Linked DNA regions of Homo sapiens: region 2 is linked to region 1. Evidence: read pairs that join two places in POLR2A ChIA-PET (ENCODE). Cell type or tissue: MCF 10A. All regions are shown on one strand. Each heading gives the region's core, and the rest is flanking DNA. Links, peaks and the distances in the headings are about the cores only. Region 1 has its middle 11 kb from the start of BIRC3. Region 2 overlaps YAP1 (Yes1 associated transcriptional regulator).

Region 1 (5,394 bases), core at 185-5,184:
TACCATGAGTTTGACCTTTTAGTTTTACATGTTGGCAACATTTCATAAATTTGGAAGTTCTTTGAGATGAAACATATCCAAAATATTAATTGGGCATGACTTATCTAAAGGTAAAGTACTTGCAATTTTTCAAAATTTTAATCAATTATCTTTGATATTCTTAAAAGGGGCTTGTAGGCTATGGGCAACTGTTTGGTGGCATAATTTAAAATATTTTACTTTTTGTGAAATATCATTTTTACTGTTTTCCTAATAATTTTCTAACTAAATTTCCATAACTACAATAATAATGTATTTTACCATGTCACCATGGGTTTTTTTTGTATGCCAGAATCCAAGCCATTTAATCACCACCTAAAGTTACAAGCCCAGATCCTGTTAAGCATAATTTAAAAAAAAATTGGGGGGCTGGCCATGGTGGCTCATGCCTGTAATCCCAGCACTTTGGGAGGCCAAGGCGGATGGATCACCTGAGGTCAGGAGATGGAGACCATCCTGGCCAACATGGTGGAAACCCCGTCTCTACTAAAAATACAAAAATTAGCCAGGCATGGTGGCGTACGCCTGTAATCCCAGCTACTCGGGAGGCTGAGGCAGGAGAATTGCTTGAACCCCGGAGGCGGAGATTGCAGTGAGCTGAGATCGTCCCACTGCACTCAAGCCTGGGCGACAGAGTGGGACTCCGTCTCAGGAGAAAAAAAAAAAAAAAATTGAAACAAGGGTATGTGAAGCGAAGTTGCACCAAGCCAGCAACTGCAGTTGCCGCTGTTCTAGCTTCAGTTTCGCGATGCTTCCCTTGGCCAAAAACACACTAAATCACTTTCTAGTTTGAAGCATTTAGCAATTAACAACAAAGCATAGCCACCAGAAACATACACCTGATTGCTATGACAAATACAGTAATGCTGTGTTAGCTAGTAGAGCTAATTTCTGTATCACTGTGTGGACATAACAGCAACATAAATTGGAAGATAATGGAACCTGCCCCCCTGTTGCTAGAATCTCACTCTAAATGAATGGAGAGATAAAAAATCATCCCAGCTGGTATAATACTGAATTGTTTCAAAACCAACTCAATTTATGCCAAGTAAAAGGACTGTGAACCCATTAAAATATGGCAGTATTGAAAAAATAAAGTACATTTGAAACCTTCAAAAATATTTTTTGTTAGAGATTTATTTCAGATTTCAGGTGACTAAATCTATTCTTTTCAATTATTTTTTGACTGTTGAAAGGAAACATCAAATTTGCTATGTAGTGTCTGAAAATATCTCTAATATTGTCTACTTTAATATCTTTTAAAAGTTTGTATACAACAAGCAAACAGCTTTTTTGTTTCGCTCTGCCACAACAAATTGCAATTTCCATTCATTGCAAAATTCAAGACATATCTTCTTCCAGTCTTTTTTTTTTTCTTTTCTGTTCTAGTTGTAGTACTGGTAGGCTCTGCATCACCATTTTATTCTACATCACTAGTATATCTTAGCTTTAAACTTAAATTTTTTCCCATACTTGCTTTTAAAATTAGAACAAAATATAATTCTGTTATAATATAAGCATTTTTACTTAATTACCAATTACAATGTATATAGGTATCAATTTAACTAGTGCAACCTGCATAAAACATTCAAATAATCATGTTACAATGTTACATGGGTGCATAGGAAAAATCACTTAAATAATTTTGTGGACACCAACTAGACTGGTAAGTGTTTATATGATATGACACATGTGTGCATAATGCACAGAACAATGTCACAATGACATTTTACATGATGCAACAGTAAAAGTGAAATGTAGCCCTATCAAACCAATGGAGTTGTATTAATGCAAAAATATCTTACATTGGTTCAATTTTAATTTAAATATAAATAAAAATTAAACTGAAATTAAAAATTTATTTTCTCAGTGGTGCTAGCCACATTTCAAGTGCTGAAACACCCATGTGGCTAGTAGCTATCATATTTAATACAACAGCTTTGTACCATACATGACTGGTCCTGGCTTGCTTTTGAATCCTGACTTTTATCTTCTCACTGTTTGCTGTGAATTGACTCTCGACCCTTCTGGTGGACGTTAGCTCAGACTCATTGACCCTCACTGTTCTCAATTAAATCAGACTATCGTGTTCTGGCTTCAGCTTTTTTGGTTCCTTCCTCTAGCAGCAGCTACTTGGTTAGTGCTTCTCCTAGACCAGCGTGACTCCTCTGCAAGGTTGGGGGAGTAGGATGGGGCAAACATTAGTAAGGAGGAAACAGAGGTCAAGATTAAGGAGGAGGCTATTACAAAGCAAATGGCAGTTCTAGGTAATTCTTTCTTGTCTTGGACAAAGACTTTCAAAAACATTGCAGAAGATATTACTTAAGCACAGACGTTATTATTTTTGAAAATCCCACAAGATAGTGGAAGAACTGAAAATGAGCCAATATTCTAATTTTCAAAAAGGAGAAGAAAGAAGATTCTGCAGACAATTTAGACTGAATGCATTTGATAACCATCTTAAGCAAGATCCTAGTATGAATTTGTCAGAGTGCCATGTGAACTTTTAGATAACGAAGTAGGGATTGCCAGGTGATAACTTGCATTCAAATGAAATAATTTGGGCCCGACACACCCACTTCCTGTTTTGATAAGCCGATGAGACTGGTGGTAAGGCTGCAGATGTTTGAATTTCATTAAAACACTTGGCAAGTCTCTCACAATATTTTTGTGGTAAAATAGACACAAACACGTTGAATGATAGTATCACATTGCATCTGATGTTCAATCCAACTTGATATTTGTTAAACAGATTCTTTTCTCCCTGCAGAAGATTTGGACAATGTCTCTGAAGACGTGATGCCTCAGGGCCTGATATCAAATCTCTCCTTAATGTTTAGTAATATGATTAAGAGTAGATTGGCTGAGGACACTGGGCATCATTTTTATAGGTAGCAGAAATCTGGGCTTCATAGCCAGTAAATTGGATAATAGTCTCAGAATTCAAGCAGATCCCAACAGTTGAGATTTGTGGTTTAAATGCATCTCATCAGGGCATCAAATAGCTCAAGAATAGAATTGCAGAGATGTGATTCATAGTATAATTTGTGTTTACCTGAAGTCATACCAGCTTGGGGTGGGGCAGGGTACGCGGAGTACAGAGTGCGTACAGTTCCATTACTGGCCATCTACCTCTTCCCACTCCCTCCCCCCACTCCTCCCCCCTTTCCCCAGGGCACACTGAGTGGCTCTCAGTGAACAGTTTGAGTTGGATTTGAAACAATTGTTTCAGCATTCAAACAATTCAGTATTATACCAGCTGGGATGATTACTAATTTCACCATTCATTTGGGGTGGGACTCAGCCAACAGGGGGCAGGTTCCATTCTCTTCCAACTTCTGTTGCTGTTTATGTCCACACAGTGATACAGAAATTAGCTCCAGTAGCTAATACAGCATTACAATGTTTGTCATGGCAATCGGGTGTATGTTTCTGGTCTCATCTGCCACTAGCACTGATCTGGCGTTGCTGCCTTGTAGTCTCTGCCCTGCCAGTGCCTGCAGGTTGTTGCTGTTGCTGCCACTTCTACCTGGGAAAGCTCCAGCAGATCCTCAGTCCCACTGCCACTTTATCACACTTAAGTTGTAAGAAGGAAGTGCTTAACTGATCCCACCACAGTTAAGAAGTGCTCAGTTTCCACTATGCAACGCGGAATGGTGATCTTCAAAGGAAAAAACTGATTTTTTGCTGAAGAAGCATTTCTACTCTAGAGGACAGAAATGGAAGTTGGAATTTGCAGCTGTCTGGCTGCTTTTCTAGTCCCCCTACATTGCCCCGAATATTGATAGTGGAGTGCCCTGGGGCTTTTCTCATTGCCATTTATACTCAGCATCTGAAGAAAATTATAAGCTGGATGCTTATAAATTTATGTCTTTAGTCCATATTTCTACACTGAGACTTATTTATTTTCCTTCTTAGTATTTGCTGGTACAGTATAGCTAGGTGTATTTCAGTGTAAACATCTGGCATCATAGTTATCTTTTATTCATCTAGAATTTGTACCCACTAGAAGATAAGTCTGATAAGAGCAAGGACTTTGTATCCTCAGAACATAAAATAGTGCCTGCCACTTAGTAGACACTTAATACATATTTAATGAAAAGTTTAGTTCAATGTGAAGAAATTCCTAACCACAGAAGTATTCACAAATGGAAAGGACTTTCCCCCAATGGCATTGAGTTTCTTATAACTGAATGTTACTTGCCAGGGATATTGAGCAGTACATGCAACTACCAACCAGAAGCAGGGAGGGAACTAAAAGAGATTCTATATTTTATTTGCATGAAATGTGACTATTATAGGATTAAAGGTAAAAATGTAGTTGAATTTTTCATAAGCATAACTGATTTCTCTCTCCATCCTCCAATTCTTTTTCTTCCCCATATGTGCTCTCTCTTTCTCCCCAACACACACACACACACACACACACACACACATACACACATACACACACACATATTTTTACATAACCTGGATGCTGCTACTTGGAGACCATCTTGCCCCTTGAGGTCTTGGTTGCCTTGGGCTCAAGTTGCATGACGTGGAATGCCCAAGATTTCTATGAATTACTGAAAATGTATGTGGTCCATAATCCCCTGCGCCTCAAGAATCTTCATCTATGCTATCGCTGACCAACCAGCACCAACATAGATGTGAAATGCAGCCTTTGCATAATTTTCCACCAGCCAAAGTACGTAGACTCTACAGAATCAGTGGGTTGATCATATCACTTACTGCCCACAATAACTTGCACATTTCTAGGAAGTCCTTTGTTGACTCTCTTCCTCCAGTGCTCCATCCAACTTCTTTCTTCTTCCTCTTCCCCCTCTCCCTTCTCACCTCCTCTACTGTCCCCTTTTGTCCCCCCTCCTCCTCTTTTATCCTCTTATCTTTTCCTCCCCTTCCCTTACCTCAACTCTCCTTTTCTCATCTTTCATTGAAGAACAGTAATTTTTTTTCCTCTGTAAAGCACTGTCCCAATCTACACCCAGGCTTTGGTATCCACCATTTATCAGACATTTACCTATCAAATGCCTCTGTTCCAAACAAAGATTATTCTTCACCCACAAACAACTGTGGTGCAAAGTATCAGTATGATTTTTTAATTGCCAATTGTTACATCAATAACACATTTTGACATCAGTACATATATGTCAGTCTTTACTCCTGTTTAATTGTTACTCTTTAGCCTGAATTAACACTAAGAAACCTAATACTGGAATTAATCCATATATGGTGATGTGGTTTAGATGTTTGTTGCCTCCAATCTCATGTTGAAATGTAATTCCCAATGTTGGAGGTGGAACCTAATGGGAGGTATTGGATCATGGGACAGATCCTTCATGAATGGCTTAG
Region 2 (5,394 bases), core at 249-5,248, 170 kb after region 1:
TACTAAATCTTCTGGATTAATGATAACATTTATATATTAAACTTATACTTTATTCTACATGAAAAACACTGCAAATACAATGTTATCACACTAGAAAATATATATAGACTTGAGAATTCACAGGAAATCTATTGAATTTCACAGCATTTTAGAGCTGCAAAAGTTCTTACGAATCACATATTCCAATCCCCGAATTTTACAAATGAGGAAAACAATGCTCCAGAATTCAGTCAGTAAATCAGCTGGCACACCACATTCTCAAATATCTATTGCATACCAGACAAACTATGCTAAGTGCATAAGACACAATGGTGGGTCCAATGGGCCTTACCACATCTAGTGGAGGAGAATAAGCAATCAGGCACCTAAAATTCAAATGAGAGGAAATTTTTTTAACCAAATGCAGAAATACTAAAATTACATGTTGTTATAAAACCATGACAGATAAAGCAAAGTCAACAAAAGGATTCAATACAGAATAAAATCCTATTCTGTCTATTCTTATCCATCTTTCAAATACAACCAAAGACCAAACTTCTCCAAGAATTCCAACACAGAAGTAAGTCTCTCTTTTTTTCCTGAGTTCCTAAGCTACATTACTTAGGGCTTACCACATTGTTTAGCGCCAACTGGATATTTTTTCATACCACTTCTTACCATTGCACCCACCTTGCCTCCTAACCGAGGACAGGGACTGCATTGCTCTCAATCCTTGTCCCATACCTCTGAGCATGGTGCTGAAGCTTTATAAAGACACCAAAACAGGTAAAAATAAGTCAATGCTTCTGAAATGACTGGGAACACGAAAATAGTTCTCAACTTCTTTTTGGTGAGCATTCATATTGTGCTGCATCTCTATGCTAGGCACACAAGACACAATATCAAGTCCAAAGTGAAAACTCATATTCCCAATGCAGTGTAGTTGTGAAAGGCCATGAGGGACTCCCAAGGCAGACTTTGGACAGGAAAAATCTAGGTAGACTCTCTAGAGGAATTAACACCTGAGCTGAATCTTAAGGGAATGTATATTTCATTTAAATCGTTCCGGAAAAGATGGGGGTGAGGCACAAAGGTGAGGCAACAACATCTAAGGACCACTTCCCAAAAGCCACCATTCAGTGAAATAGAAATGTCCTCAATTTCAATTTATGTAACAGAACTAGAAAATTTCTCTCAGTTGTAACTGCCACAGTTAAGAAACTCACTATTTCACCCAATCTTACTGAAACCCAAGAGAACGTAGGGATTAAGATGTCTTTTTTTTTTTGGGAAATGGAATCTCACTCTATTGCCCACGCTGGAGTGAAACAGCACGATCTCAGCTCACTGCAACCTCCACCTCCCAGGTTCAAGTGATTCTCCTGCCTCACCCTCCCAAGTAGCTAGGATTACAGGTGCGCACAACCACGCCCGGCTAATTTTTGTATTTTTAGTAGAGACAGGGTTTCACCATGTTGGCCAGGCTGGTCTCAAACTCCTGACCTCGTGATCCGTCCGCTTTGGCCTCCCAAAGTGCTGGGATTACAGGTGTGAGCCACCACGCCAGGCCTAAGATGTCATTTTTAAAAGGCCTAGTAATCTGGGGGACATCCTTTAATGACACTGTTCTTTCTCTTTTTAGTGTGTGTTGCTATCATGCGTAGTTTTGTTGGCATGGGGGGTACTGAAACAGATTAAGAAATACTTCTCTTTTATAGAATGCCCATATGACTTTTAAATATCCTAGATTATTATATTAAATGTGAACACTTTCAATTTAGAGTAGATTTCAATCCTCAAAACATAATTCCTATCAATTGTTGCTTTCTTGAAATGAAAATCATAGATATTGCTAAAAACTAATTTTCTAGTAGCTATATAAAATTTTCCTTGAAATTGAATTTTTTCCAGAACAATGGAAAAATACAGATTTTTTTTTTTACAGGGACAGAGAATAACATGCAACAACACCCAATTTTTTTTACACTATCAGACTATATATACAGAAAAGCTACTATGCTTTAAAACTTTGACACCAAAAAGTGGAAAGGTTCTAAGATTCACAGGTTAGAAGAGTCCTATTTAGGATAAACCCCTGTTAATATTATCCAGAGCAGATTAAAGCTCATTGATTTTCAGTTCATCATTTGCTGATACCAAATCAAATTTTCCAGCCAAATTCAGATAAGCCAATTTCATCCTTTGATGATAAAAAACACAATTAGGCTATTTTCATTTTCTGTCACCATTTAAAAAAAAAGCTCACAAAACCCTACACAAAAATAAATGATGTTTTCATAGGTAGGCAACAAAGCAATCTACAATCTAAAATCAAATTCCCCTCAAACACAGATTCCAGGTCTACAGGATATAATTCCTTTGACAGACAACCCAACATCTGTTTTTATAAGCGTAAGTAAAACTGCTGGAAAAATCTGCATAAAATCTGCATTTTATGATAAGATGGTTTGATTTTAAGTAACTAAAAGGGAGTAGGGGATGGGGGAATCATTGTATTCTTAAATGCTGAACAATCTCCCGAACACCCAAAAACTAGCTTATATCCTGTAACTGCTTAATAATCTACCAGTTAACAAAGCGGGTTTAGAATGCCTGAAACCCTTGCTCTTTACAAAGTAGGCAACTGATAAACACTGCAGAGGGAAAACTTTGCACAGCAGTAGTTTTGAACTCACTCCACACAGACTGCAGGATGGGGGCTTGAATGACTGTTGGCCTGCAATCACGGACTTGCTCAGCAACTTTGCTATAATAGCTTCAAATTGCAGGCCTGAGGAAATGCTCCATAAATAGCTGCTCTTTTTTCTCGCAAAGCCTCTTCATAGACCCAATACAACTCCACTACCAAAAATGGAGGAGTCACCATGGACTTTTTTTTTTTTTAAGTCAAGAGAACAACTAGGAATATCCTGCTAATCATGTTACTCATTTTGGGAGTATGAATCACAGTGCCGAAATCTGATTCACTGTTTAAAATCAACTTTTGGATAACAAAAAATTACAATGGATTAAATCAGTTTTTATAATCACTCAATTTCATGAAGAGAAAAAAAAAAAACTTGTTTTCATGGGCCTTTAGAGAAAGACATATATGCTTTGCTTTTGAAATTAAATGTCTGAGAATGTGTTAATTACCCTCCAGTGAAGCAGTGCTCCTTAAGTGTTCATTCATAAGAAACCTGGACACGTGTGATGTAATCACAGAAAACATTTCTGGGAAGCAGGAACCACAGGAATATAACAATCATCCTAAAGCCACTGCAAGTATTCGCCTCCTGCATTATTTTATCTATATTTATGTATATAGATACCCACATACACGTACATAACTTGATGACTCAGATAATTTACTAGTCTGTAAATTAACTGAAACATTCAATGAAGAGCAAATAAAGTCTAATCCATCAGTAATAACAATGAACACTTTTCTCAACTTAATTGAACTCAGGGAGGGAGAGAAAGCAACAAAGTAATTAAACGAAACACGGGTACCAGAAAATCCAGGATCCATTTCTGCTAAATTTTCCATTTCAGTTCATGCCTAAACTAATCTACAACAGAATGTGGTAGAAGTGAAATTGTACAATGGCCTCAGGAGGCCTTAAAGCTTCCACCTTCCCCCTTTTGGAATGTTCCCAGCAACACCTAAGGAAGCCTGGACTAAACAGATGAATGGTGAAAACGTGAAAAGAAAGGCCCAGATGAGCTGGCACCAGACATTTGAGTGAGAGACCTTCCTAGACCCTCCAGCCCCAGTATAGCTCCCAGATACAGATGCATGAGTGACTTCAGGCAGTATCAGCAGAAGAACTGCTCAGCTGAGCCCAACTCGAATGACAGAATTATTATTTTAGGCCACTAATTTTTTCCATAGTCAGTTAATGCAGCAAAAGATAACCAATGCACCAAAGAACTTAGTTCCCTATCAGCTGGGCACAGTGGCTCATGCCTATAATTCCAGCACTTTGGGAGGCCAAGGCAGGCGGATCACAGGGTCAGGAGTTTGAGACCAGCCTGGCCAACATGGCGAAACCCTGTCTCTACTAAAATACAAAAATTAGCCAGGCGTGGTGGCACGCGCCTGTAATCCCAGATACTCAGGAGGCTGAGGCAAGAGAATTGCTTGAACTCGGGAGGCGGAGGCTGCAGTGAGCTGAGATAGCACCACAACACGCCAGCCTGGGCGACAGAGCAAGACTCCATCTCGGAAATTTAAAAAAAGAAAAAAAAAAGAACTTAGTTCCCTTCCACCTCTCCAAAAATCAGTTAATTATAAGCTGTGTTGTAAACACTTTTAGAAGATCTTACAAGGTTAATGATATTGAGAAAAGGAACTCCATGACTTTAAAAAAAAAAAAAAAAAGTCAATGACTCTAATAACGTGAAATATTTAGAACTAAATCAACCCACAAGAGCATGTGTGTGCTAATAGTTTCAATAAAACATTTAACCTAAAAAGTCAGATTTAACTTGGCTTTACTGTGATTTCACATGGAGCAGGGAGAGGCAGCAAAGTCTTTTAAGCATTCTATATTTTTCATATATGTTGTCTTTTTCTCAAAAGTTTATGAAAATTCTTCACATACAGCAAAATTGGAAGACTTGTACAGCGAACATTCATATACCCATCACCTAAATTCTACCCATATATGTGATTTTGATAAATTTGTTAACAAGGATATTAAAACATTATATGGCACCCAGTTTAAAACTGAATATCCCACAAACTTTAAGGAGAGAGAGATGTAGTATATTAATTCCATTCACTAAGAGATATTATGCACTAGTTTCTACACTCAGGGTTTTAACATGATACCCTATTCTCTTAGTAACTCTGCTTAGTAGGTATTACCACTTATTTTATAGATAAGAAAACTAAAGTTTAGAGAGTTTATGTGACTTGCCTCAGGTCCTAAGGCAGTAAGAAGCAGAACTGAGGTTTCAACCCAGATCTTGTTAGTTCCATCTTCAGATTATAGAAACATTTACATTAAAGGGCAAAGGAGACAGATGTTTTTACCATTGTCATAGACTAGAAGACTTAATGTAAAGATACCAATTCTCCAAATTTTTCTATAGGTTCATTGCAATCTCAGAATTTCAAGAGGTCCTTTGCGGAACTTTACAAGCCAATTCTTAAATTTATCTGACTACAACAAAGAACAGCCAAGACAAGATAAAAGGACTTCCTCTACTATCAAGACATATTCTAATGTTTTAGTAATTAAGACAGTGCTACTGACACAGCGACAGACAACAAACAGAATACAGTAACAGATCTATGCAACTATTACGGACAGAAGTGCAATCACTAATCAGTGAGGAGTGAACTTTTCAGTAAATCGTCCTAGGAAAACTGGATATCCATCTGAGAAAAAAACTCCTACACTCATA

Evidence for each region. Peaks named below come from ENCODE experiments on the same cell type or tissue, not always from the same donor. Only the 100,000 strongest peaks of a DNase experiment are listed, where the experiment ranks them.
Region 2: POLR2A ChIA-PET joins it to region 1 with 5 read pairs; 2 of 35 experiments call an interaction of 5 or more read pairs at or near these places.

The regions. Positions count from the first base shown.
Region 1 is chr11:102,304,192-102,309,585 of GRCh38, reverse strand. No RefSeq gene overlaps it. Among named protein-coding and RNA genes, the nearest start is that of BIRC3, 11 kb to the left of the region's middle. In MCF 10A, for the core only: a CTCF peak has its summit at 3,334 (motif pointing right); a DNase peak (open chromatin) is centred at 3,185.
Region 2 is chr11:102,136,718-102,142,111 of GRCh38, reverse strand. The region is part of intron 2 of YAP1 (Yes1 associated transcriptional regulator); the gene reads right to left. Among named protein-coding and RNA genes, the nearest start is that of YAP1-DT, 29 kb to the right of the region's middle. In MCF 10A, for the core only: no CTCF peak of the experiment used is centred there; DNase peaks (open chromatin) are centred at 2,911 and 3,191.